Linked DNA regions of Homo sapiens: all the other regions are linked to region 1. A link is a contact called in ENCODE Hi-C or POLR2A ChIA-PET data. All regions are on one chromosome and are shown on one strand. Each heading gives the region's core, a stretch centred on a gene start or an enhancer-like site at or near the end of the contact. The rest is flanking DNA. Distances are from core to core; before and after follow the strand shown.

Evidence for each region. A loop is a pair of places that touch in the nucleus more often than their neighbours do. ChIA-PET counts read pairs that join two places held with the same protein, here RNA polymerase II (POLR2A). Pooled maps may share reads with other maps.
Region 2: a map of B cell shows a loop between it and region 1 (28-fold over the local background). The contact joins the promoter of FDX1 here to the promoter of MSANTD4 in region 1. A Hi-C loop is called at or near these places in 2 of 168 maps with a recorded cell type or tissue (B cell and naive thymus-derived CD4-positive, alpha-beta T cell) and 9 of 50 pooled maps.
Region 3: a loop to region 1 is called in a pooled map, with 5 times the contacts of the local background. The contact joins the enhancer-like site here to the promoter of MSANTD4 in region 1. A Hi-C loop is called at or near these places in 3 of 50 pooled maps.
Region 4: a loop to region 1 is called in a map of naive thymus-derived CD4-positive, alpha-beta T cell, with 29 times the contacts of the local background. The contact joins the promoter of TMEM123-DT here to the promoter of MSANTD4 in region 1. A Hi-C loop is called at or near these places in 1 of 168 maps with a recorded cell type or tissue (naive thymus-derived CD4-positive, alpha-beta T cell) and 6 of 50 pooled maps. POLR2A ChIA-PET finds 5 or more read pairs at or near these places in 1 of 52 experiments (activated CD4-positive, alpha-beta T cell).

What each region holds. Positions count from the first base shown.
Region 1 is chr11:106,019,913-106,026,689 of GRCh38, forward strand. It overlaps MSANTD4 (Myb/SANT DNA binding domain containing 4 with coiled-coils), which reads right to left and starts at 2,328. Exons shown (of 3, transcript NM_032424.3): 1 at 1,050-2,328. RefSeq lists enhancers at 1,850-1,969, 2,800-2,869 and a silencer at 2,300-2,409.
Region 2 is chr11:110,426,400-110,433,176 of GRCh38, forward strand. It overlaps FDX1 (ferredoxin 1), which reads left to right and starts at 3,549. Exons shown (of 4, transcript NM_004109.5): 1 at 3,549-3,906. The coding sequence starts at 3,722. RefSeq lists a silencer at 3,363-4,012 and an enhancer at 4,083-4,362.
Region 3 is chr11:102,264,644-102,271,420 of GRCh38, forward strand. LOC105369460 (a long non-coding RNA gene) reads left to right here. Exons shown (of 5, transcript XR_007062863.1): 2 at 4,487-4,593. Among named protein-coding and RNA genes, the nearest start is that of BIRC3, 49 kb to the right of the region's middle. RefSeq lists a silencer at 4,106-4,215. Within about 2 kb of position 4,093, at least 17 of the 41 ENCODE cell types and tissues checked have a DNase peak (open chromatin) inside an H3K27ac peak, as active enhancers do.
Region 4 is chr11:102,448,909-102,455,685 of GRCh38, forward strand. TMEM123-DT (TMEM123 divergent transcript) reads left to right here and starts at 4,011. Exons shown (of 2, transcript NR_135053.1): 1 at 4,011-4,141. It overlaps TMEM123 (transmembrane protein 123), which reads right to left and starts at 3,857. Exons shown (of 5, transcript NM_052932.3): 1 at 3,616-3,857. The coding sequence starts at 3,715. RefSeq lists enhancers at 2,861-2,910, 3,091-3,380, 4,111-4,220 and a silencer at 3,701-3,990.

The DNA of each region.
Region 1 (6,777 bases), core at 1,078-3,577:
ACTTGTTTCTTCATCTATAAATGGGAATAATAGACTAATACTCGTGATGTTTTGAAGATTAAAAGAGATAAACCGATTAAGAAGTTTATCATGCCTAAGACATAGTAAGCCCACAAATGTCAGCTATTATCCATTGCCCAGTACAGTATCTGAATGTAATTAACAAATATTTCTTCACTGGATGAATAATGCAAATATACAAAAACTACAATAAAGAAATACTAACAAAATACTCTGGATATTCATAAGAAAGACAAATCTTTGATGGGATCAAGGAATGTTTTGAGTCAGAATCAGCATTTGATTTGGGTCTTATAAAACAGACTAATGAGGGACAGAAATAAAAGAAAGAAGTATCAGGAATTAAAGCTGGAAAATTAGGATAGTGCCAAGCAGCAAATCTTACTAAGCGAATTCTGGCTTAATAAGACTATTATTTGCTAAAAATGAACTGAAAGAGACAAATATAACTGTGAAAGTTTTTTGAAATTCAAGCAGGCTACCATTAATATGGAAGAACTGTTACTGTAGTAACATATAAATATATAACCAATATAAGTATATAATAAAAATGATTGAAGTTGTCGAGAGTCCAAATTTATGCAGATATCCACCGTAAGATTTTGCTCTTAGAATCTGAGATCAATTTAGAAATCGCATTGTTGTAAATGTATTGGTACATGGTAGAAATAGCAGTCCTTTTGAAGTACCACTGAGTCAATATATTTTTAAAGTTTGACAGCAGCTGTTGCTATTTGCAGGGCCTATTTTTGACCAACAATTCCTAACTCCATATCTCTAACTTACAAAGTGGTATCCCGTTGTCCTGACTGATCTATTCTGAACTGATGAACTATTTCATTTAATCAAATGGGCTTTAATACATTTTTAACCTGACTGAAATTGATATTGGGATGCACCTTAGATACCCAGTCTTGGCTTAATTGTGTGAAAATCTTCTTCTAAAACCTTGATATTTTCTGATTAAGTGCAAGAAAGTGCCAGCATTGATGCATCTTGAGTTGTTGAAGTTCTGTAGATATGCTTACCTGGATAAAAGCCATTTCCAGAAATGTTTGTCTTCCTGTCCTCTCCTTTATATGCCGGTATCCAAGTAACAGAAGCTTGGGTTTTCTACCATCCATTCATTCCCCAATAATTTCCTCAAAAAATACTTACTGAGCTCCTACTGTGTGAAAGGCACTATTTTTGGTGCTGGGGATATAACACCTCATAAAATGTGAAAATATGTCATTTTAGATGTCAAACACTATCCCTTTTCTATTGCCTGTCATCGCTCTCTTAGCAGAAAGGATTCAACAGCTGCAGTCTCTAAAACTTACAAACCTTCTATGCCCAATCACAGAGAACAGCCATTTTCTAAAATCCCATTTCACAATCGTTCTTCACTAGTTGGAAACAGGAATGAGATGTAGTTCACTTACGTAATCCTTGTGAAGATGATGTACTGCCAATGGCATAATATAACCAGGCAACTTTTTACAAGCACTAAAACTTGAGAATGAAGTTCCTAGATACTTCATGATAAGTCAGAATTAAGAAGTCTGAGAAAAACCAGACGGCAAGTTCCGGATCAAAAAAATTTGAGGGTAAATTAGTTAAGCAGTTCAAGAAGAAAAGCATCACAAATCTACAATATCAAACCCTACCCAAATTCTCTTTAAAGTGTGGCTTTCCCCTCCCCTATATTCTTATAGGGGATTCACTTCCCTGCCAAAAAGTATGTTCTTCTCTAAAACTCGTGGTAGGTGCATAACAAGTATACTTATGGGTCGACGGTTATCAAAGTATCTTTCACCTCCCTCCCGCTGCCTCCTTTGGGACCGTCCAAAAAGAGCCCCTGGGAAGAATCGAGTTAGACTGGGCTCCCGGAAGGCCACCCAGGGGAGCAGGGGCGCGCACCTGCCTCGGCCACAATGATGAGGTTGCTGCTGGTAGGAGTCCCGGTGGGAGTCGGGGCAACCTGGAAGATCTCCTCTCTCTGGGTATTAAATGAGAGTCCCGACTGAGTGCCCAGAAACTTCTGCAGTCTTGTTTCCGTGGCCTGGGCCCTCCCCAGCCTCCCCGGTCAGGCGACAGACGCGCGTGGCACTTCTCCCGAGCGTGCAGTCCCGCTACGTCGCAGCCCTTGGACCAAACCCGGCAGCAAGCGTTGCGCCAATTGCCGCTGACCCCTCCGGGACCCTACCCACTGCGAGGGCACCCACTGGTCACGGAGCCGCCGCTTCCCTGGCCGCCTCCTCCAGCATAGAACCGCTCACCTGCGACCCCGGCGGCACCTCCCCACGGTCGCCCCAAGGGGGGTAGGAAAAAAGATGCTTCATTGATCCCCCGCCCACTAACTGGGCCCGCCCATCTCCCGCCACCCCAATGGCTCATATGGCTGCCGCTCATTTGATGAGTCTCATCCATTGGTTAGAATGGTGTAGCCATTCTGGCTGAGAGCCCGCCCTAGGCCTGGCCTCACAATGGGAATCAAGTCCCAAACCGGTTCCGGGTTAGTGCCCTGGAATTCCGCCCCCTCGTGATTCACCTCCCTGTCTGTGCCCCGTCTGTGGCGCGCAGCTCTGTCAGTCAAGTGGACTCTAGGAAGGGATTGGCCCCTAGAGATCCGCTTGCTGCGCTGTTCCAACTGATTGGGGCACTGGCCGCTGCATCTCCAAACTCGTCTCTTGTCCTTGACCCTCACCTGTTAAAAGGGCAAAGAAGAAGTAGGAAACTTGTGCTGCTCCAGTCGGGTTCTTAGGCCAGCATCACCTTCTCCTCGACCAGCTGCGACCTAATTGGCCTCAGCCATTCCTCTAAGGCTGCCCGTGCCAAAGGTCGCTGGTGACTTCCTTATGGCTAAATCTAGGAGTCACTTCTTAGTCCTTATCATACTATATACTTCCCAGAAGACATTTGAATTTTTTTTTTTTTTTTTTTTTTTTTTTACCATTCTTCACTGTTTCCCCAAATATGTGCTTCTGCTTTCTTCTCTCCCAGTCCTCCTCTATATTCAAGTTTGCAGTTGCTTATTTTCTGCCGTCTCACGTTCAGGTGTTTGTGATTAGTGCACCTTTCTTCCCGCTGCCTCTGTCCAGGCCTCTGTGGACTCACCTGAATTCCATCAGTAGCCTCCTAGCTGGTCTCCCAACATCCTGTCTGCCGGACTGTAGTTCATTCTTCACGTTGTAGCCAAAATGAGCTGCTTAAAGTTTTTTAGTGGAATCTCACCACTGGTGATACAGTACAAACTCCTTATCGAACCTGAAAAATAAGGCACCTACTTTTCCCTCAACCTTCATCTCTCGACATTATACCCACATTTCTTCTTCCTTACCCCATTCCCTTTGCTTCTTTCAGTTCCTGAACTCTACAGTGGCTACTGGGAAGTCAGTTTGCATTGCTGTGTTTCCTCCCTGCTTCTCCGCTATGCCTAGCATTCATTTTTAGAAATTCCTTTCTAAAGGAAGGCTTCCAAAATTATCTCCATTCACCCTCCCTCCACTTCCAAGTATTCCCTTCCCTGTAGGTTTGCCAGATAAAAACAGGACGCTCAGTTAAATTTGAAGTTCAGATAAAAAGCAAATAATTTTTAATCTGTCCAATGGAATATTTGGTATCCATATGTTTATTTGCTAAATTTAAAAAAATAAAAATTTTTGTTTACTAAATCTGCAAGCCTACTTCAGCGAGCTCTCATCACGGCCTTTCCTCTGACAGCACTTCCCACATATTTTATGTGGGTGGGGCTTTTCTTGTTTACTGTTGTGAATAACACAGTGCCTAGAATGTAACAGACAAAAAAGATTTGGTAAATAAATGGTGGAATATTCTGGAGGAATGGTGCATCCTTGCTGGATATTCTTGGAGGAACTCTCCCATAAAATAGGAAGTAATTATGAAATATGCTCTTTAAAATGTAATGATCAGATTGATCTTACAGATTGTTACTTATGACTTTGTCAGTAAGTATAGACATGTTTGTCAAAGAAGCATGTCTATACTTTTGCCAAAGTAGATCAAAAGAAACTTGTAATTTTTGGAAAAATACAAGTTGTATTTTATAATTTTGGATTTTGTTCATGGTGGGTGGTGTTTTTTTGATGAGTGCAGTGAGAAAGTAAGATAACTAGCTATCCCCATCATAACCAGACACTATCAGTTCTGTTCAGAACCTGTCCACCACTTGACTCTGTTTATTTACCTCAGTAATGGGGACAAGAATGGTGAATCAGTATTAACAAACTTTTGCTTTCGTATCATGAACTCTAAGCTTTCCCCAATTAACCTCAGTCTCTTTGCTAATTGAAGTATCTTTTCCAAATACCCTCACTATTTCCTCTCAGCTACATCTTGTCTGAGTGGATATGGACCAACAATGAAGAATTTGAAGGTAATCCATAATGTGTACTATCAGTACTCCATGATCAACCTGTTTGCTGATTTAATTTTTCTTAAGTCCAGGCTAGAGATTTGACCCAAAGATACTTACACACTTACTTTACAACTGTGCTGTCCAACTGTGATAGCCAGATGAGTCATTGGAATGTGGCTAGTACAACCAAATAACTGAATTTTAATTTTATTAATTTTAATTAACTTTAATTTAAAAACTGATATTTGATTCAAGTTACTAGATACTTCTATTTGGAAAATTTGGGTTATGTGTATACTTTTTCAATTGTAAACTTTTTGAAATCTAAATATAGATCAAGTATTTCTGATTTAAAAATAGTGTCTGAATTGAGATGTGCTGTAAGTGTAAAATATATGCAGGATTCCAAGATTTAGCATGAAAAAAATAAATATCTCACTAATAATTTTTGTGTTGACTATAAGTTGAAATTATAATTTTTGCATAATTAGGTTAAGAAAAATATATTATTAAAATTAATTTTACCTGTTTTTAAATTGTTTCCAGCTTTATTGAGGTATGATTGACAAATAAAAATTATATATATTCATGATGATTTGATATACATATACATTGTGAAATGATTACCACAATCAATACATCCATCACCACACATAGTTACCATTATTTGGTGGGGGGGGGTGGGGGGGGGAGGTGAGGGCACTTAAGATGCACTTTCTTAGAAAATTTCAAGTAAACAATATAATATTAACTATAGTCACCATGCTTTATGACAGATTCCCATAACTTACTCATTTTATAACTGGAGGTTTCTTCACAACCCCCAGCCCTGGCAGTACCATTCTGCCCTCTACTTCTTTGAGTTCTACTTTTTTTTTTTTTCCTTTTAGAGACAGAGTCTCACTCTGTTGTCCAGGCTGAAGTGCAATGGAATGGTCATACCTCACTGCAGCTTAGAACTCCTCGGCAAACGTGATCTTCCCACCTTGCTAGGACCCCAGGCATCGCTGCCACATCTGGCAATTTTTTTTTTTTTTTTTTGGTTGAGACAGGGTCTCACTGTGTTGCCTAGGCTGACTAGAACTTCCAGCCTCAAGCAGTCCTTCCACCTCAGCCTTGCAAAGTGCTTACAGGTGTGAGCCACTGCATCTGAGTAGAATTCAAGTTTTTGTGATTCCACATATAGGTGAGATCATACAGTATTTGTCTTTCTGTGTGTGGCTTATTTCACTTAGTATAACGTCCTCTTGATGCAAATGGCAGAATTTCCTTCATTTTTACGGCTGAATAATATTCCATTGTGCATATGTATATGTATATGTATATGTATATACATATACACACCACAGGTTCTTTATGAACTCATCCATAGATGGACACTTAGGTTATTTCCATATCTTGGCTATTATGAGTAATACTGCAATAAACATGGAAGTGTAGATATGTCTTTGACATACTAATTTCATTTCCTTATTAATATATACCCAATAGTGGGGTTGCTGAATTGCTGAATTGTATGGTTGCTCTATTTTTAATTTTTTGAGGAACCTCCATACTTGTTTTCATAATAGTTGTACCAATTTCTATTCCCACCAACAGTGTACAAGGGTTTTCCTTTTCCCATGTCCTCACCAACACTTGTTGTCTTTTTAAAAACTAATAGCCATTCTGACAGCTATGAGGTGACGAGTCATTGTGGGTTTGATTTGTATTTCCTTGATGGTTAATGATGTTGATCATCTTTTCATATACTTATGGGCCATTTGTATGTCTATTTTGGAGAAGTGTCTATTTAGATTTTTTTGTCCATTTTTCAATCAGGTTATTTGTTTTTTTGCTATTGAGTTATATGAATTCCTTATATATTTTGGATATTAATCTCTTACCAGATATATGGTTTACAACTATTTTTATTCCATAGGTGCTTTTCCATTTGTTTCCTTTGCTGTACAGAAGGCTTTAAGTTTGTTGTAGTACCACTTATTTTTGCTTTTCTTTGTGCTTCAGTGTCTTATCCAAAAAATCATTGCCAAGACCAATGTCAAGGAGATTTTCCCCTATGGTTTCATTTAGGAGTTTTAGAGTGTCAAGTCTTGTATTTACATCTTTAATCCATTTCAAGTTAATTATTGTATGTGGTATAAGATGAGGGTCCAATTTTATTCTTTTCTATGTGGATATCCATATACAAAAGTTTTCCAACACCATTTATTGAAGAGACTATCGTTTTCACATTGCATATTGTATATATTCATTGACACCTATATCAAAGATTAGTTGACTGTATGTGAGTGGATTTATTTCTGGCTTCTCCATTCTGTTCCATTGGTATGTGTGTATGGTTTTATGCTAGTACCATACTATTTTGATACTGTAGCATTGTAATACAGTTTGAA
Region 2 (6,777 bases), core at 2,299-4,798, 4.4 Mb after region 1:
GGGGCCTGCACCATCATAAAAGCTGAATGCTGTGTGTATATTCCACATGAATCGAAGAACATAACCTGACTTATGACTGATATGAAACCCCGGAAAACCAACCTGTCAGATCCAAAACCCTCACTAATCAATTGGTTGAGTGATTGGTTTGCATCCTGGGGAAGTTGGTGGCAGAAGCTGTTGCTTATAATAGGAATAATAATAATAATAATAATTTCTGTTCTGTCCTGTTTCTGCTTACAGTGTTGTTAAGGTATGTGCTTGCAAATAAGTCCACACACAACTGAAAGGGCTAGGGTAATGATTGCCCAGGGAATTGCTCTAATTGAGGAGGCAGTAATATAACCTGACCCACCTTCCAGGTTTGCTTCCTATTTGTTGCTATACATCTGGCCTAGGTCCATATATATATACATATATATGTGTGTGTGTGTGTATTTTTTTTTCTTTTCCTTCTTTTTTCCCATTTTTTTTTATCTTCATGGGACATAATGTCTTAGGAATGAGCCTTCATAGCAACGTGGGACCTGAACTTCTAGGAGTTAACCAACCTAGTGAGGAGAAACCAGCTCAAAAGAAAAGGAAGAAAAAACAACCCTAGGCCAGAAAGCTGTATTCCTTCTAAAATGCTTTCTCCAAAAGATTTTAAAGAAAAAGAAGGGAAAATGTGAAAGGAAATTAAATCTTGAGACCCCAAACTCATTAAGCCAAAGGGAAAAGTTAAGCTAGGAACTGGGTCATGCAAATCTGCGTCCCCCTTTTGGTTTGTAAATAAGATGGCTACAAGATGAAAAGCTACATGTCTCCTCCATATTTTGCCCACAAAGAAATTCCTAGTGAGCTGCAAGATCTTTTAAGGTATTTCTGTTAAAATTTCACCATGGCAATGTAAATGGATAGATTATCTTTACAGATGCAGTCACCCTGCTGCCCACCAAACACAAATGAATATCTCATTGTTCCCCTGCCCCATTTTGCCTATGCTATCTTACGTAAAAATGTAGATTTCCTGCATTTTTCCTCTGCTCCATTTGTCTCTGTCATCTTATATATAAAAAAAAGCAGATGCACTGAGCTAGACAAGGGTATGAATGACTATTTTTCCTTATCCCGCCATACATGAAAATTATGTACTTCTCAATATCCCACCTTTTCCCCTTTAAATTTGGAGCCTTCAAAATCATCTTCAGAGAAAGGCATAGAACTGTCTCCTGGGCGTGCATCCTTAACTTTGGCAAATCAATCTCCTAAAATGATTGAGAATTGTCTCATCATTTTTCTCGATTGACACCTTTATAAAAGGGTTGGAGGAAATTGGCATGTTTGCCCTTCTTGCAGCATGTGAGGACACAGCAACAGGACACCATCTTGGAAGCAGAGACTGGGCCTCTCTATCAGACATTAAACCAGTTGGCACCTGGGCGACCCAGTATCCAGAACTGTGAGAAAATAAATTCCTGTTCTTTACACATTACCCAGTCTGTGTGTTATTCTGTTATAGCATCATAAACAGAATAAGACAAAAGTCTTCAAACAATGAATGGATTTTGAAAGGAGTAAAAGATGGGCTGGGCATGGTGGCTCATGCCTGTAGTCCCGGCACTTTGGAAGGCTGAGGTGGGCAGATTGCTTGAGCTCAGGAGTTCCAGACTAGCCTGGGCAACATGGCAAAACCCCATCTCTAAGGAAAAAAAGAAAAAAAAAGGGATGGAGGGGTGGGAGTTTTATAGACAAAGAAATACATAAGCAAACAGATAAGCAAAAGCACGTCCTCAGTAATTCCATGTTGCTTTATCTGTATTCATGATCATGTTTACAAATCCATTCTGGAATTCTGCTGACTACTGATATTTGCAATTTTTGGCATTACTTCTCATCCACCTTAGAAAACCTGGAGAACATTTTTTCTATCTTTAATCTTCATATACATGCTTAATGAATTCTGATGATTATTAATGGAAATTTCATAACATCAATTTATTCACCAATATTTATTAGACCCTTGATATGTTCAAGACCCTGTAGCTGGTGCTGTCGGAGTCACTAAGATGAACTATATAAATAACTACTCTATGTGTACGAATAACTACCCTACAAAGCAGAAAGCTATCAAGTGCCTTAAGGGAGTTGAAACTGTATTTGCTACAGGAGGGCTGAGAGAAGACAGAACATCTACGATTTTTTTTCTTTTCAATTCTCTTCCTACAACTAATTCATCCGACCTTGGAAGTTTGGTCTTACTAAAAACAAAAGTTAGCTGTTCTTTTACAACCTCCTCTTCAAGATTACTTGTCAGGGTTTGCTGTGCCCTTCGCAGCTTGAAAGACTTTCTCTTCATCCAACGATTTGAGGCAATTAGGAGCCACTGCCTTCTCTCTGCCATTGGGTTCCAGAAAGCACCATACATTGTCCGCAGATACTTTACTCATGCTTACACTTTCTTGTTCTGAATCTTCAAAAATTAGTGGCGTGTGGTGGCACACGCCTGTAGTCCTAGCTACTCGGGAGGCTGAGGCAGGAGAATCACTTGAACCTGGGAGGCGGAGGTTGCAGTGAGCCGAGATTTCGCCACTGCACTACAGCCTGGGCAGAATAGAGAGACCCCATGTCAAAAAAAGAAAAAAAAAGTATCTGATTGTGTTTAGCATATCTGCAATATCCCCTTGACTTTGGCCTTTAGCCTCTTTATGAGTACCCTGATGGAGGAAGGCCCAGGAAGCGGTAGCCTTCCTGGTTTGTGACGCACGGTGTGCATTGCGTATTAGATTAACATCAGAATGGCCCTGAAGGCTGGAACATCTTATCTGTGTTTGAGAGTTATGGAAACTCTGATCCTCCATGAGAATAATTTTTCCAAGGTCTCAGATCTCTAAAGCAGTAGATCTTGGATCTGAACATTGCTATTTCTGACCTTAAAGCCCATGCATTTCCCACAACATATGAACCATGATAAGGTGTATTTTAAAGTTCATCTTTTCTGTTTTTTGTGAAAGTCTTTTAGAGATCTCAGCTCATCACAAAGTTTCCGGTTCAGTCTCGTGGGTTTCATGTACTCAGCCAGCATTTACTTGCCAGTCAAGGTCTAGGATGGCTACCTGTCCTCTGCAGGAGCCCCAAGCCTATTCATTAATTTCATTTACAATTTTATAGTCATAATTATTTCTTTGTATAATAGCATTCTGAGATTTTCCAAAATTTCCCACTGTTTTTGTTTTACAGTGGGCAGAATTCACTTTGCTCTAACTTGACTCCAAGATGACACAATTTCCCAGTTTTTTTTTTAACGGCTAGGGGATGGGGGTATGCGGAACAGAACACAGTGGTCTAGCTAACCGATTTCCGCTAGACGTCCAGCTATCTTTCAAAATATTTTGTTTCTGCACGGCAACTTCAGCCGCTAAAAAAGCATCCAGCTTACAACGGAACCTGGAGGGTTGGTAAAGGCCCCCTGCGCTGGCCCCGCCCCATGGGACCGGGCGGCGTGGGCGTGAGAGGCGGGGCGGGGCCGCGCTCTGCTTGCCAATGTCTTTATAGGTCACCCGGAAGGCACGCGGAACCTCGGCGCGGTGCTTCCAGCAGGGTCTCTCCGCCACTCCAGCCCCGCGCCCCTCGCCGCGGCCCTCGGGCGTCTGCGCCGCAGCTGCCGCCCCCGCCTCTTTGGAGTCTCTCGCGGCCTCAAAGCGCGGCCTGCGTCGCTTCCGGCAGTTCCCGACCGCGGGCGATGGCTGCCGCTGGGGGCGCCCGGCTGCTGCGCGCCGCTTCTGCTGTCCTCGGCGGCCCGGCCGGCCGGTGGCTGCACCACGCTGGGTCCCGCGCTGGATCCAGCGGCCTGCTGAGGAACCGGGGGCCGGGCGGGAGCGCGGAGGCGAGCCGGTCGCTGAGCGTGTCGGCGCGGGCCCGGAGCAGGTAGGGCGCCGTGCGGGCGCGATCGCCGGCGCGGGCCGGGGTCCCCGGTGGGTGGCGCCTGGCTCTCTGGGCCGAGTCTCTGGTTCCAGTGCCTTCTGCGCGCCGGGCCCACACCCCGGAGGCCTGCCTCTCGCCCCCCTCTTCTGGGGTGCTCTCGCGGCTCCGTCTCGCTGCTCGGTGGCGTCGCTGCCTCCCTTCCGTCGCACCGCAGAGTTCCTTTCCGCATCACCCACTCCCGGCGGGAATCGGGGACCCTGGACGCCCAGCTCCCTTTCCCAGCGCTTCCCGTGCCCTGAGGAAAGCCGGGACTTTGCTGCTGCTTGTTCTCCGTGTGATTTGTCTGGGATCTGACCTTTGCTCTGCCCGAAACTGGCAGTGACCTTCGCGACAGGCTTCCCTCCTGCTGTCCTGGCCTGACACACCTGCCAGCTGTTTTTTTCAGGGCCTTGCCCTGCTTTGAGAGGACACCCAGGTCCCAGGTCTTTGTCAGGGGGTGTCCAGGTAGAATACACCCAGCCCATACCCTCTGCTGCCCTGTAGGCCCTTTGCTAGTTGCTCAAGTGTTGAAAGCCCCTGCGTTGAAGTAATCTGCCGGGACTTGAAACTTGGCTTTGGCACTGATTGTCTGACGTGCCTAACTTGGTCAGTCCTTAGGAACCCAGTTTCTCCATTTGCAAGTTGGATATAATAACAGTGTAGACCTCCTATGGTTAATTGAAGAATCAATGAGTTAATACAGCGATACAGGTAGTCTTGTGCCTAGCACGTAATGAGGGCTCAGTAGATGCCACTTGGTAGCAGCAGCAGCAGCAGCAGCAGCAGCAGCAGCAGCTTCTTAGGTTCACAATGTTAAGAGAGTTTTGTATTAAATATTGAAAGAAATGTGACAATTTATCCCAAATGTGTTGAAGTTTTAGGTTCTTGGGCATATTTGTTTTTCAAAGACACTCCTTAGATATACTAGAGATACAATTTACACATAATTTTTACCAACATGGTGGCGATTTATATAATGCAGATCTCTCGACAGCTCTTTGACCGCATGATGTAGGGTAGCAGGAATCGAGAACTAGAGGGAGAGTGTGTTGGATTTGTACGCTGCTTTGTCTAGTTTCTTTTTGAGGTCTCTGAGAGCAGGGTCTAAGACTTTCAGTCATCTTTTCCCCACTAATCCCGTTATCTAGTGGGTGCTCCATACATTTTTGTTGTGTGAACTTTGGGGGAAATCAGGGAGAAGGCAAGCCAGATTTATTTGTTCCTGTTTCCTCTGCACTTCCCCCCCTGTCTTTGACCAGTGTGGGTACCTTGCTTTCTGTTATACAATGGATGAGTTTTGGACAACTGAATCAATTGGGACAGATATTGAACATGCTTGTGTAACTGGTATAAGGGAACATGAATGTTTTTGTAGTAATTGGGAGTTATCTTTCTCAGATTTGTTTTTTGGATTTGGATATGTCAGGTTGTTTTAAAGGGGAGCACGTCTATTTCCTCATAATCCTGCTGCCCTCTTTATTGGCACAATTTCTATTCATGGTCTTATCATTCCTCTTACAGACTTTGGAGCTACAACTGGATTTTCCAGTTCTTACTGTGTTAATGAGACTTGTGCTGTAACTACCGTAACTACTAATCACATGTGGCTATTGAAGTTTAACATAATTAAAGGTAAATAAAATTAAAGATTCAATCTCGTAGTTACACTAGCCACATTTCGAGTTCTCAGTAGCCACATGTGGCTAGTGGCTACTGTATTGGACATTGCAAGTATGTGTAGAACATCTTTGTTATGGCACAAAGTTCTTATAGACAGACAGAGCAGTTCTAGAAACTGTAGTTCTGTCTTTGAAGTTTAACAACTCGATAAGCTATCAGTAATTGAGAGTCAGAAAAACTCCTTTTACTCTAAAATACCGTGACACAAGGGGGTTTGCAGTGATTCAGGTAGCAAAGATCTTTCACGTGTATTGTTTCGTATGACTCTTAAGACAATTCTATGAGGTAGGGAGGGTAGATAAATGGGAATAAAAATTTCATATTAAGTAGCTGGCAAAACTAGGACTAGAACTCAAGAAGTTTTTGCGGATTTTAAAAAAATTTTAAATTTCTATTTATTTTTAAAATTTCAGTAGTTTTGGGGGCACAGGTGGTGTTTGGTTAATGGGTTAGTTCTTTAGTGGTGATTTTGGAGGTGTTGGTGTACTCTTCACCTGAGTGCAGTGGTGCCATCATGGCTCACTGCAGCCTACACCTCCCAGGTTCAAGCGATTCTCGTGCCTCAGCCACCCGAATATCTGGGATTACAGGCGCGTGCCACCACACTCGGCTAAGTTTTGTAGTTTTAGTAGAGATGAGATTTCACTATGTTGACCAGCCTGGTCTGGAACCCCTGGCCTCAAGTAATCTGCCTGCTTCAGCCTCCCAAAGTATTGGGATTACAGGCGTGAGTGACCACTCCCAGCATAGGGTCTACATCTTCTGACTCTTAGGTTCCATACTCTTTCAACTTAAGAATTACATTTTTCTTTCGTTTCCGCCTCCTCTCCTCTTCTTTGGTAAACCTGTTAATACTCTTACTTGGCAGTTTTTTGTAGGGCTGTTTACCTTTAATACAGACCAACAGGTTGGGCTTCTTAGCAAAAGGGCTTGGTCTTTAAATAACAGTTATTAATCAGTGTGTGTTGAATTCTACTATGTGTTACGTATTTTGCATACATTGTCAGAACTATAAGATTAATGTTGTCCAATTTTATAGAAGAGGAGGCTGATGTAAGAGATTTCGAATTCCTTTGCTGTAAGCTTAGCTCTAGAGTGCTTCAGAAGAACAGCAACGCTGAAACCTCTGGCTTTCAGTAGTGTGTATAAATGATG
Region 3 (6,777 bases), core at 2,843-5,342, 3.8 Mb before region 1:
GACCAGCCTAGCCAACATGGCGAAACCCTGTCTCTACTAAAAACACAAAAATGATCTGGGTGTGGTAGTGTGCACCTGTAGTCCCAGCTACTCCAGAGGCTGAGGCAGGAGAATCGCTTGAACCCGGGAGGTGGAGGTTGCAGTGAGTCGAGATCACACCACTGCACTCCAGCCTGAGCAACAAAGCGAGACTCTGTCTCAAAAAAAAAAACAAAGTATATAAAATAGCATCATCAACTCTGTTTAACTTTAGCTAATGTGGGAAATGCCATATCAGCATTAGCAGATTTTAGCAGAAAATGGCTCCTGCCTTTGCCTCCTGTCTTTACAGTACAGCAGGAGAAGCAGGTCTGTATTCATGGAAAGAAACTGGAAGAAGTAACTGCAGGTGCTAGGGAGGGAATGGAGCCATGTGAACAGGTGAGTCGGGGTACAGGTGCAGAATGGGAGAGACTAGTGTGCATGTATGTCCATGGATTAGCACTCTCAGGAAAGGGACCCCTAATATGAGAAAGCCAGCATGGTCTAAAACCATGGGCCTCGTGAACAATACTTGGGTATCTCTAGACAAATTTTTTTTAAAAGAAAGAAAAAGTTCATAAGGGTTTAGCACTCTTCTTGCGGTCCTGAAGTGCAGCCTAGGAAGAAAGGCAACCTTTAAAAGGGAATGTAGGCTGGACACAGTGGCTCATGCCTGTAATCCTAGCACTTTGAGAGGCCAAGGTGGGCAAATCACTTAAGGAGTTCAAGACCAGCTTGGCCAACATGGCGAAACCCCGTCTCTACCGAAAATACAAAAATTAGCCGGGTGTGGTGGTGTGCACCTGTAGTCCCTGCTACTCTCGGGAGGCTGAGGCACGAGAATCGCTTGAACCTGGGAGGCGGAAGTTGCAGTGAGCTAAGAGGGTGCCACTGCACTCCAGCCTGGGTGACAGAGTGAGACTCTGTCTCAGGAAAAAAAAAAAAAAAAGGGAATGTAAGTAAGCCTTAGTTGTGCCTGTTTTAGAGTTAGCCTACCTGGGAGACAGATGGCGGGTGGAGGGAAGAACCAGAATGATAAAGACCATACATTACACAAGTCAATGTTAGCTAGTTTTCCTCAAGGTCAGTGAACGCTGACTAATGTCAACATATTAGGTTAGAGAGTATCTTAAACTTCCACCAAACAATCCTGAAAAAACGAAAGGGAATATATATCCTGAGGGTGAGAGGGCTGTTGGAGAGATGATGCTGGCACTGCAAACAAAAATTTCTTTAGAATTTGCTGTTTGATCTTAAAAATTCATATACATGTTGCATTCTGTTTGGTTTTTAATATAAAATATTTTAGGCTAATCACCATTCAGCAAAATTGATTCTCCAAAAAAACTGCATCCCTGTTAGTCTATGATTTTGCAAAGTCTATAGGCCATTGCTATGGGAATCTCTGAGGGGGCTGTACTGTCTGTCATTTGAGAAGCACATGAAAAGCAATTAGCTCATTTCCAAATGTTGTATATGAAAATATTGTGACTTTTGTAAAGCGTATTCAATCATTTAGCCAAATATTTTAATAGCCTGAAGAATCCCAGGGAATATAAAGTTAAACTTTGGCCTGTTCTGTTCTCAGTTGAGCAGATGAAGCTTTGCATGACTCCTTTCCTGCAGGAGATGCTTAGTTAAATCAGAGGCATTGCTCATTCTAAAAATTTGATCCAAATCTAGAGTTAGTGTTAAATGACACCATATGTTTCCTTTGGTTAAATAAGGTCAATAAATCATGTTCCTTTTTGTTTCAGAAAACTGAGATATTTTAGTCTATTCATGTTGAAAGAACACTAATTGTGAATTTAAAAAACATGAAGGGGTTGTGGGGCTCTAAAAAACATGGAGGGGGAGCGTGGCCCTAAGTCTGTACTTGGCCTGATGGTCTTATCTTCAGAATTCTGGGGTATATGAGGTATTACTATAAAGATACAGGTCTGCTTCAAAAAACATATATCTTATTTTATTTTATTTTTTAGAGATAGGGGCTCTGCCGGGTGCAGTAGCTTATGCCTGTAATCCCAGCACTTTGGGAGGCCGAGGCGGGCGGATCACGAGGTCAGGAGATCGAGACCATCCTGGCTAACACGGTGAAACCCCATCTCTAGTAAAAAATACAAAAAGTTAGCCGGGCGTGGTGGCGGACGCCTGTAGTCCCAGCTACTGGGGAGGCTGAGGCAGGAGAATGGCGTCAACCCGGAAGGCAGAGCTTACAGTAAGCCGAGATCGCGCCACTGTACTCCAGCCTGAGCGACAGAGCAAGACTCTGTCTCAAAAAAAAAAAAAAACAGATAGGGGCTCCCTGTGTTGCCCAGACTGGTCTCGAACTCCTGGGCTCAAGGGATCCTTCCACCTTGCCCTCCCAAAATGCTGGGATTACGGGTGTGAGCCACTGCGTCCTACCACAAGTATGCTTTGCTTTTGTTTCTTTTTTTTTTTTTTCCTTTTTTAACTTCTTATTTAAGAAAAAAAAGAGAGAGAGAGAGAGACGGGGGATCTCACTTTGTTGCCCAGGCTGGTCTCAAACTCCTGGGCTCAAGCAATGCCCACCTTGCTTTTCTTATGGCTTAAAGTAAGTAAAATAAAATGCTTTGAGAAATGATGGCATTGTTAAATAAACATATAACAAGAAAAGACAATACTCACTTGAATATACAAGTTAAAATTTAAAAATCATCAGTAACTAAATGAACATCAGAGTTAAGCACGAATTCCTTCCTTCAAAAAATGAAAAATCTCATTTTCATTTTTTGAATGAATACTCAGGCCTCTTTGATTATTATAACGATCCCAAAGTCCCTATACTACTCAATAATTATTTTGCCTGAAAATATGTGGAGGAGGAGGGGATTAATAAAGATAAAAATCTCTTAATTGAATATAAACAATTTAACTGTTCAAGAATTCCCCAAGTAAATTTTATCTACATAGTGTGGGTTAAATGTGGGGGGAAAAGGGATGGTAGATGCAAAATGCAGTTATTTGCTTCAAAAATCTATCTGTGTGAGTAGCTCCAATGTATAAAAGATCAAATGAAGAAAGTTTTACCGGCTTGTTTCCAATGCCTCCGACTTATCTGGGTGGATCTTCCCCTCTGACTCATTCTGGAACAGTCCTCCATAAGTCAAGGAGACAGTTTACAAGCTGGGGAGGTTTCCCTTCATAACGGCTGAGGGAACTTATTCTCTCCACAACCACGGTTCAATGTGTCAGGTACTGACATAAGGAAAGAATGTCTCTGACCTAAGGAATTCATAATCTAATAGGGGAGACGGACAAATAAATAGGTAAGTTTAAAAATGTCAAGTTCCCTGTCAAGGTAGAAAAGTATAGGGTGTCTTGGAGCACAGAAGAGGGTGTCCAGAAAGGCAAATGCAGATCAGATACAGAAGCAAGGCGTTGGGGTCCAAAATGCCCAGGTGGATGTCCTGGTCGGATCTCCAGAGTCCTACAGAGGACTTCCTCCACACAGGGCGGGTCAGTTTCAACCCATGGGAATGAAAGGGGGGGAAAACATGGAGAGCAGCTTCCAGCGCAGGGGGAGGAAAACATTCCCCAAGGAAATACTAGATTCCTGAAATATGTCCAGCCCTTGTGGAAAAGATGTAGTTCGGGCTGCAATTCGAGCAAACTTCGGAGAAGCTTCAAAAGCTCCGACTTGGCAATTCAACTCAAAGCGCTCTTCCAAGCTCTTCCTATTCAACTGCAACTTCTAAGGCAAAGTCATTGTTTACAGCCTGGCGGAGTTGGAAGAGTCTCCAAAAACACAACTTGCCGTGACAGTTGGAGTTTATAACCACCCTCGGACTTTAATGACAGGCAAGTCTGAGAAGCTTCCAGCACCACGGCCTGACTGACTTCTGCGGGGCTGGAGGGAACGGTGGGTCCCAGATTTGGGACCACCCTTCTGCAGTGAACACCTCCCCCACATTCTCGTTTGCCACGCCTCTAGGCCACCTGGAGCTGAAGTTTCGCTGTTTTCCACGGCATTTCCGGAATGCCAGGGCATGCCCTGTCAATCCTGCACGCCCTGCGGCCGCGCTGCTTTCTCCACCGGGGCAGCGCTGAGTAGGCGGGGCATGCGGGTGGGGCGGGGCTCCAGCCAGGGTGGGTGGGGCCTCTGCACGAACACCTGCCTGTACTTGGGCCCGGAGCTTGGATCTCTGCCCAGAGAGCTCCGGCAGCCCCAGTCATCCCCGGCAATCAGGAGGCAGCGCCGCTCGGCTGCTGCAGAGGGCGTTGCCCGACTTAGCGACAATTTTGTCCTACCTCCTCTATACACCTTGCTCAAGTGACTGGACTCTCGAGATTCAATTTCCTTATTCACAAAATGGGGTTGATTATCGTTAAATTTCACAGCTGTTTGAGGATTAAAAGAATGACGTATCTATATTGTTTATGTGCCAAGCACTGACACTTATTCATTAGTGCTCGTTTCTTTCCTTTTTCTTTCCAAATTCAGTCTGATTCAGCAAATAGCTACCGAGGGTCTACTTGTTTCCAGTCACTGGGGATTTAATGGCAAAATAACCCTCAAGAAGCTTATTGTCTAGTGGAAAAGACCAACAGGTAAACGGGCAGTGGGAAGTGCTGTGAGGGTGGAATTGCTGGGTGTTGGACAGGTAGAGGGGGCTGTGGAGGAAGAGCACGTTGCAGCTAGTTAGAGAGGTAGGATGAGAGCAAGGACAGGGAGAAGCTGGAAGTAGTACAGACCCTCTGGAAAGGTGAAGCTGGATCATGGGGCCAGATCATGAAAGAATTCCTAAATTATAAATTCTAGTGGCTACAGATTTTTATGTTGAAGCAGAGAGGAAACATGGAAGTATCTTAAGCAAGAGACTATGATGTGATTTGGATTTTAGAAAGATTCCTCTGGGTAGAGATCACATCGATGCAAGGCACAATTTAGCTCCTAAGCTCATTATTAGCAGCTTCATTTGAGGGTCACATAAAGAATTCCCCTAGGGTCTAAATAAAGTATTTGGAATTTTTTAGGTCAGGCCATGTAATTCTGAATTCTAGAAAATGACTAGAATTGGTTAGTTCTTTCTCTATAACTGGAATTGAGTTGGGTTTTAATATCCCCTCTATAAACCAGGCTTGATTTCAAACCAAATTTTATTACTCAGTTGGAAAAAGAAAACTTTTATACCTACATTAATCAACTGCCCCTTTGTAAACTTGCTTTCTCACTCACCTCCACGTGCCTAGCTTCTGGGATCAAGAAACCAGGAGGCAATGAAAAGTGTTATCAGACTTGCATTAAGACCAGCCCCTCCTTAAAGATGTTCTGGAGACAGAACTTAATCAGGTGGAGCTGGGCAGGGCTGAGGCTTCAGGCTCAGGCTCGCAGGCTGGTTTGGGGGATTAAAAGCCTAAACAAGTTAGTTGGGTTGTTCCTCTCCCATCATTTCCTGTTAGGTGATATGTGAGTTGGTTATGTTCTTATTTTAATGATTCACCCCTGAACATTGCTTCTGAAACAGCAGTTTGCAGGGTTAGCGAATAACTGTGCTGTCATCCCTATTTAAACCCAGTGAACAGTGATTTAATCTCAGATGTGCTCAGTGCAGGCTTCAGGTTCTCTCTGTCTAGTCCTATCATTGCATAGGATGGGTGACTGAGCTGGTGTGGGGATGAATTAATTGGCTCCTCCTCAGAGTTCCTCCAGGTGGGCAGGTTCTAAAAGAGTGAGTCTTGTCAGCACCAACTCCTTTTTTGTGTGTGGCAGAAGGTAGGTCTGAAATTTTGCCCTGAGTTGCTCCTAATTTGTTCAGTGATCTGGAATTGCTCCTTCCATTCTTTGAGGCTTAGTTATAAAACAAGAGTTTGATAACATGCTGGAAATTTCCTTCCAGCTCTAGGAGGGTTCTGGTCATCAGAGCAGTCAATATCAAATCCCTACATTTAAAGGTACAGCGTGAAACTATAAAGAATTATCCTCAAACGCTCCTCTGGGTCTACACCTTTGCCTGGCAAGCAGTCTCTTTGTCATTGCAAATTGATTTCTAAATGAAACTGCAAATCTTGTCAAATATACAGGATTACATCAAGCTGATGAAAGTAATAATGGAGAGAGCAAGTTCTTTGCACAAACAGGGGTCTTGCTAGGGAGATTACCTAAAAGCTGAAGAAAAAAAAAATAAACAAGAATGATGACAACCTAAGTGCTTCAAAAGAGAATGATTAGATTAGCAAAGGATTAATAGAGACATTTTGAAAAAACTTGGTGAAGCCTATTTACATTTTTATAAAAATGGCAAGTCAAACATGATGGAAAATACCTGAAAAGTGATGTCGATAAAACAGTAAATACTTGATTTATTGGAATTATAAATAATACTTGTTTTATAATTTCATTATGTTTTTCAAAATGAAATCCAAACTTTTTTCTATGAAATTTTGTTTTCCCCTTTGTGTCCATTTTAAATGGCTTTTTCGGATATCACTATTTCCTTTATTAATCTTCAATCTTGTTTCAAAAGGGATTTAAGAGGCCTAACATTCTGTGTTGAATACCAGTATATTCTAAACTCTGTTGCCAAATAAATCCACTTTTAATACCTCTGATGGTTCTCATTTTAAAAATATATTTTGCCTATTAATTGGCATTTTTTTCTTCTTCTTTTGAGATGGAGTTTCACTCTTGTCGCCCAGGCTGGAGTGCAATTGTGCGATCTTGGCTCCACCTCCTGGGTTCAAGCAATTCTCCTCCTTCAGCCTCCTGAGTAGCTGGGATTACAGGCACCCGCC
Region 4 (6,777 bases), core at 2,761-5,260, 3.6 Mb before region 1:
AACTAAGAATACTGGCAGTATGTGGTTTTCTGCCTAGCGGGAGTAGGGGTAGTGGTGTCAGGAGGGTAGATTATTCCACAGGAAGTTCTACTTTGGCCCCTGTTGTTATGAAACATATCTTGAAGCTGTCAGTAAAAGGGACTGTATTACCAGGTTTTTCAAGATAAACATCTAGCTTACATAACAAACACTTACATAGTACTTACTATATACCAGCCACCGAATGCAACAGCTTTGCCAAAATTCATTTACCCACACAATTGGGGACAGATGGGCCAATTTCTGCCACTGAGGACTCTGCTCTTCTGAGTGGAGTGGACCATTTCAGGAGAGGCCGATTCTACTCACAGGCATCTCTAGGTCTTGCACCACCCAACCAACACCCCTAATTTCATACAATGGAGGGATAAAATAGGATTTTCTTATTTAACTGCACCTTCTCAGTAGGGTTTTAATTTTTAAATTAGTACACCTTTAGATTTGGAAAAAATGTAAGAGATTTCTATGTCCCAATTAAGCAACTTTTCAGAGTGCTTTATTCGTTTTGAGTCTTTGTCTAATGAAGATTAAATATGTATAACACATAGGGAGAGAGCAAGTGTATTATTGTGTCCTTTTCACAAAGATGAACTCTCCCCCACTTAAAAAAAAATCCTCCAAGTACAAAGAAAAGCAGTAACTTTGAAGGATTTATCTTTACTTCTTGGGCAAATTTCTTCTTTGTGAGAATTTCTTCTTCTTGATGGGACTATCATCTATTTATCACAAAAGGATACAGTGTAAGATTAACTTGAAAAAGATCAAGGTCAACAGACTACGTAGATGTATTTAGCAGCAGATAGCAAACAATTGCCAACATTATTAGGTGCTTACCACAAGCCAGGGTTATGTGCATTAGCTCATCTAACCCTCTCAACAATTCTTAGGAGTATTGTTTTGCAGACAAGAACTGAGGCCCAGAGAAGGCCGCCCAGATACAAAGTGGCAGAGACTGGAATTGGACCAGATAGTTTGATTCCTAAGCCTGCAGATATGAGTGCCAAAATGGAACTACTGATTTTCTACTATAAACCTGCTCCTCCCCCAACCTTCCCAATTGTTGCATTACCAGCTGCTCAACCCCAAAACCAAGAGGTCATCCTTTGATTCTTCTCTCTTCCTCATCCCACCCTCCAATCCATCAGCAAGTGATTAGTCCCAACCCCCCATAGATCTAGAATCCACCCTTTTATCTCCATTGCCACTCACCATCATCTTTTGGCTGGGCTAACACAACAGCCTGTTTTTGTTTCCCTGCTATTGTCGCTCTTAACGCGATGATTTCTTAATTTCTTGGCGACTTATTTGAACACTTGAATACAGCCATTTTCAAGCCACCTCAATCCTTGCACTTTTCAGTTACAAGTCAAAAAAGTCCCTTCTTTCCACAGTTGTTCAAGGTGGGTTTCTGTCACTTGCCACTAAGAGTAATGACTAACAGCCGCCCCTCCCATCCTGTTAATGTTAATGTCATTCATTGGAATACTACAATAAATCCTGTTTGCTGATTTGCAAACTTGCTCATAGTCTCCCTCCTCCTTCAACTGATATTTATAAAGCTATGCAGCTGACTGTGAAGAATATTTTAAAAGCAGAATTTCAATAATGTTTTTATCTTCTCCCACAATATTCTAGGCAATGGTAATACTGTGGAATAAAAGTATTATCTACTTCAAGAGCCATCATCATCTAACGCGGCTTAGTGGTGAAATGGTTAATTGAAAATTTGGATTTTGATCTGAAACCAAACATGTATTAATTGTTTTACTTGCCATAAATTAGCTTACTTATCTATAAAATGGGGACGATACTGTGAGGATTCAATGGGATGATTTATGGACCTAAATTAGCATAGCGTGGGATGCACAGAATATGTACCCAGTAAAAATCAGCCATTAAGAGTTTTAGTATGATGGCTAAAAATCACTATACTTCGTAATGACATTGTATACAGATTACACTATACATGAAGACTACGATTAACAGTTACTAGCTTTTTTGAGAAATCTTCTATTGTATACCTTTTAGTCTAGTTGCAAGGTGACATTATATAGTCTGTAGAAACAGATTCCACCTCTGGTTGGTTATACTAGTTTATGAATTCAGGGCTCGCCTACTGTAGAGCATTTCAAGTTTTGCAAATGGGACTAACCTCTAGTAAGACATTAAGTAATAAACAGAACAAACAGTGCTAAAATAGGGCAAAAAAAATCTGTGTTATCAGGGCAAAAGAAAGAAAAGCATGGTCACTCACAGTTTCTCTAATCGGTAATTCATTGAAACAGTAAGGCTTATCTTCACAAACACAGCAACAAATTTTTAAAAATGGAGACCTCACCTCATGAGATAATTGGTATAAAATTAGGACCAAGATACACGATGGACATGATTTTACCACTTTTTTTCTTAAATGATCTCAAAATTAGGTCTGCGAAGCCAGTTTGTCACACGCACAATTAAGCAAACAAAAAAACTTCAGCAAAACAAAGAAAAATTGTTAATTCACCCAGGTTATTCCAGAAAAAGCAAGTGTTGTGCCTGAACCTTCCAGATTTACAAACTGCCTTTTTCTTTTGCTGGATAAAACGAACCTAAGGCTAACATATACAGTGGATGGATAGAACTTAAAACCATGAAAACCTTGGGTTACTTAACTTATCCTAGTTTACTGACCATTACCTAGGGACCTGACTTCTCTAACAGTTGACAAAGGAAAACAGTATTTACACAACAAATCCCAACTTCCTGGTTTCATCCAAAAAGGGCTGTTTGAAGTCTCCAAAGGGCCAAGGGCCTAAAACGAAACAAATTCCGCCCTACACAGAAAAGCAAAGTCAACATCATCCTGTTACGACCTTACTAGCGACGACAAGGGCCACCGGCGACCGTGCAGCTGTGCCCTTAACGCTGCGCAGCTGCCGCGCGCCTCGGCCGGGTGTTTATGGCACACGAGGGGTGGAGAGCGCCCCGCCATGGGGGCGGCCGCCTCAACTACCGCGAGGGCGGGGCGCGCTCCCCAAAAGCTCCCAACTAGCTCCAAGAGCCCCGAAGTCTAACTTCGAGCGTCAGGGGGACCTAAAGATTGTAATTCATCTGGATAATACTGCATAATATTAGACGCTGAAATGCCTGGGGGACGCTTGAAAAGCTCCCCGACTAACTGGGAGACGTTTCCGCGGGCCTAGGTAGACATATTTTTCAACTCAGCTAATCTTGTTTACAAACGGAAGCCTTAGAAACTCTAACCTCGGCAAACATTAACTTCAGGGAAAGGCTGTAAAAACCAACTTGCGGTAACTCAACAGGTTATGCGCACCCGTCCCGGCCTGCGACCGCCGCATCCAAAAAGCGAGAGGGGAAGCACCAGGCAATTTCCTCAGCAGGCGGCCCCGGGGCCAGCGGGTGACTGGTCCAAACCTCAGTTTCCCCCACCCCGCCCGGTCACCTCTGGGTCCGCCCCGAGCGTTCGGCCAGACACACGCGGAACTTTCTGTACCAGAGCCCAACTTGGGAACCCAAGCCTCGGCAGCGCGCTGCCTCCCACGAACGGGGCTGACGACCCCCGCAGCCACTTACCCGCCATGGCTGCGCTTTCATGGGCGGCCCCCAGCAGCGCTAGCACCTGCAGCGTCCCCAGGAGCAGCGCGGCCCAAGCACCTCGCGCGCCGAGTCCCATTGTTCCGAGGGCAGGATGCGGCAGCCTCGTGGGCTCCCAGCCGAGGTGGCGGCGGCGAGAGCGGCTCCTCTGCGCAGCCGGCGCCGGCTCCGCTTCCCCTTCGGCCGCGCACGTTTCCCCTCCCGCCGCTTGCCCCCCGAATGACCAAATAGGGCGCAGGAGCGGGGCCTGGAGGGGGCGTCGCGTGCGCAGCCGGGGCGGCGGGGCCGGGCTGGGTGGCGCGGGGGCGGGCTCGGGGTTCTGGGCGTGGCGACTCGGCTCGCGGCCTCCCTCGCAGGCGCGCGCTTGGGAACCCCAGAAACCGCGAGCCGTTTCCTTTCTCTTCGGAAATGGCAGTTTTGTTGTCCTGGATGAAGGCGAGCGCCGCTGCCTCCCTGAATGCTGAGCACGCTGGCTTCGCGGTGCCCGGAAGGAAGCCTTTGAAGAGTAGTTTTGCGGGCAGGGAGGGGACAGGGGTGCGTGCGACTCAGAGTGAGAGGGAGGAGTTGCAGGGCAAAGGCGGGAGGAGGGGGAGATTCTGGAGAGGAACTTGAGGGGATGGGATTCACTCTAAGGAGTCCTGGGCGGTCGGAGCTTTCCCCTCGCGTGACCCAGCCTAAGGGGGAAGTGGAGAAAAACAGCTCGACAGATTTGTTGCTTAAATTCAAACGTAAAACACCTACGATCTTCTTATCCCAGTTGTACTTCATCTTCTCCACGGGTTCCCTGTATCTCTGATTAAGACACGAGATTAGTGGAGTGGGCGGGTGGGGGCGCGCGCAGGAGTTGGTAGCAACTCTCAGTGAAATACAGTAGAGCCATGGAAAGCGGGGGCTGCATTAATCCAACCAGCCTTTTCTCTCCTTGTGCCCTGCTGTCCCAGTTCAGATGAAATGGCCAGTTTTGAACAGTTTTTGGCTGAGTTCCTTTTAAACCCTTGGAGCCAATGCTAATCACTTGTCTTGACTTGAAGTGCTTGTAAAGTCTGCATTTTCATCGTGCTCAGAACTCTGAAGTGACATAGCTACCTGTGGCTAATGCATGAGAATAACAAAGGCTGAGTCCTGGCTTGGGTGGGAACCCTCAGCTGAAGTAGAAGACTGAAGGATCCAAGGAACCTAAAATCACAGTGAATCCCCACCTGCAAAGGTCTTAATGTTGCAGATCTTTGGCACCTGAGCCAGATTTCATCACATAAAGGCCACATTGCAGTTAACTTTTGAAAACTGTGTTATGAGAGGTAGAACTTTCTCATGTCAGGCAAATCCATCATTACAGAGGTCTGACTGGTCCTAGAGATTAACTGAGACAATCTGTCCTAAATTTACAGAGACTTCCATCTGTGGATTCAGTCAGCCAACCTGCAAATGTTTCCCCTGCAGCTTATCATGGACAAAAAGCAAGCATTGCACATTTCGATTTTGGTTATTCTATTTAACTGGGGAATCTGGTTTAGGAATAAACCGTTCTGGTGACTACCCCATTATCCAAGCATTTCCCAATCTAGGCCCAACCTGTCTTTCCAGCCTTGGTTCTGTTGCCCATGGAGAAGGGTGCTTTCTGGTTCCTGGCATTTGCATACGTTGTTCTTTCCTTCTGGAATTCTCTTCACCAACCCACAGCTAATACTTCCTTTAAGGCTCAGTGTACTTATAGCCTGGGAATCTGGGGTGGAATAAGAGGTCTGGATGTTTATATCCCCACCACATTCATGTGTTGAAACCTAATCCTCAAGGTGATGATAATAAGATGTGGGACTTGGGTGGGCATAGTGGCTCATGCCTGTAATCCCAGCACTTTGGGAGGCTGAGAAGGGTAGATCGTTTGAGGTCAGGAGTTGAAGACCAGCCTGACCAACATGGTGAAACCCCGCCTCTACTAAAAATACAATTATCTGGGCGTGGTGGGACGTGCCTATAATCCCAGCTACTCGGGAGGCTCCCGAGTAGCTGGGAGGCTGAGGCACAGGAATCGCTTGAACCTGGGAGGTGGAGGTTACAGTGAGCCGAGATCACGCCACTGCACTCCAGCCTGGGAGACAGAGTGAGACTTGTCTCAAGAGAAAAAAAAAAAGATGTGAGGCTTTCCGGAGGTGATTTGGTTGCTAATGAATGGGATTAGTGCCCTTGTAAAGGAGGCCTGAGGGAACTTGTTTCACCCTTCTGTACTGTGAGGGCACAGCAGGAAGACGCCATCTGTGAGGCAGAGGGCCCTCACCAGACACCAAATCTGTTGAGGCCTTGCTCTGTCAACTTCCCAGCCTCCAGAACTGGGACAAATAGATTTCTATTGTTTATAAATTTGTTGATAAAGTATCCCATTTAAGGTATTTGTGTTATAGCAGCAGAAACGGACTAAGACAGTGTGGAGAACAAGATATTTATTTACTTGGACAGTTTTTCCCGGGTACTGACCTGTTGGAGACACCTTCAGATCTCTGCTATCTGATTGCCACACCACAGTGAGTGGGTGTGCCCATCTTTGATACTAACAGCTCAGTACTGTGGATTGCCCATGTTTTTTCTAGTCTGAGGAGAGGGGAAAGAGCAAGGAACTGTGTGGCCTTCCTGCTCTCTTGGAAACTCTATTGGGAGGACTAGCCTCCCAGAGAAGTTGTAGCCCCAGTTATGCCTCAGGTTCAGCCCCCATCACTGTACCAACATTTTACTTTGGTGATGTGAAAAGTTAAAAGAACAGCCCTTGGCCATTTAGGTCTCTCCTCCTTTCCAGCCTCATGTCTGGATCCCTCTCTGTAACCTCACTAGAGCACTCAAAGTTTTCCAAATATGCTGGGGCCTTCCACGCCCCTGTGTTCTTGCTCCTGTTCTTCCCTTTGCCCAAGATGCCCTCTAACCTTTTCTCTTAGGCAGTTTCTACTCCTCTCTCAAGATTCCCTTCATATCCCATCTCCCCACCCATCTGGGCAGATTTTAGTGCTTGGATCCCTCTGCTCATACATTGATCAACTGGGTCTCTAACCTTGTTCTCTATAAAATATTCTCCACATAGCAGCCAGTGTGATTCTTTTAAAACATGTCAGATTATGCCATTCCCTTGCCACTTAACAAAGTCTGAAACCATGG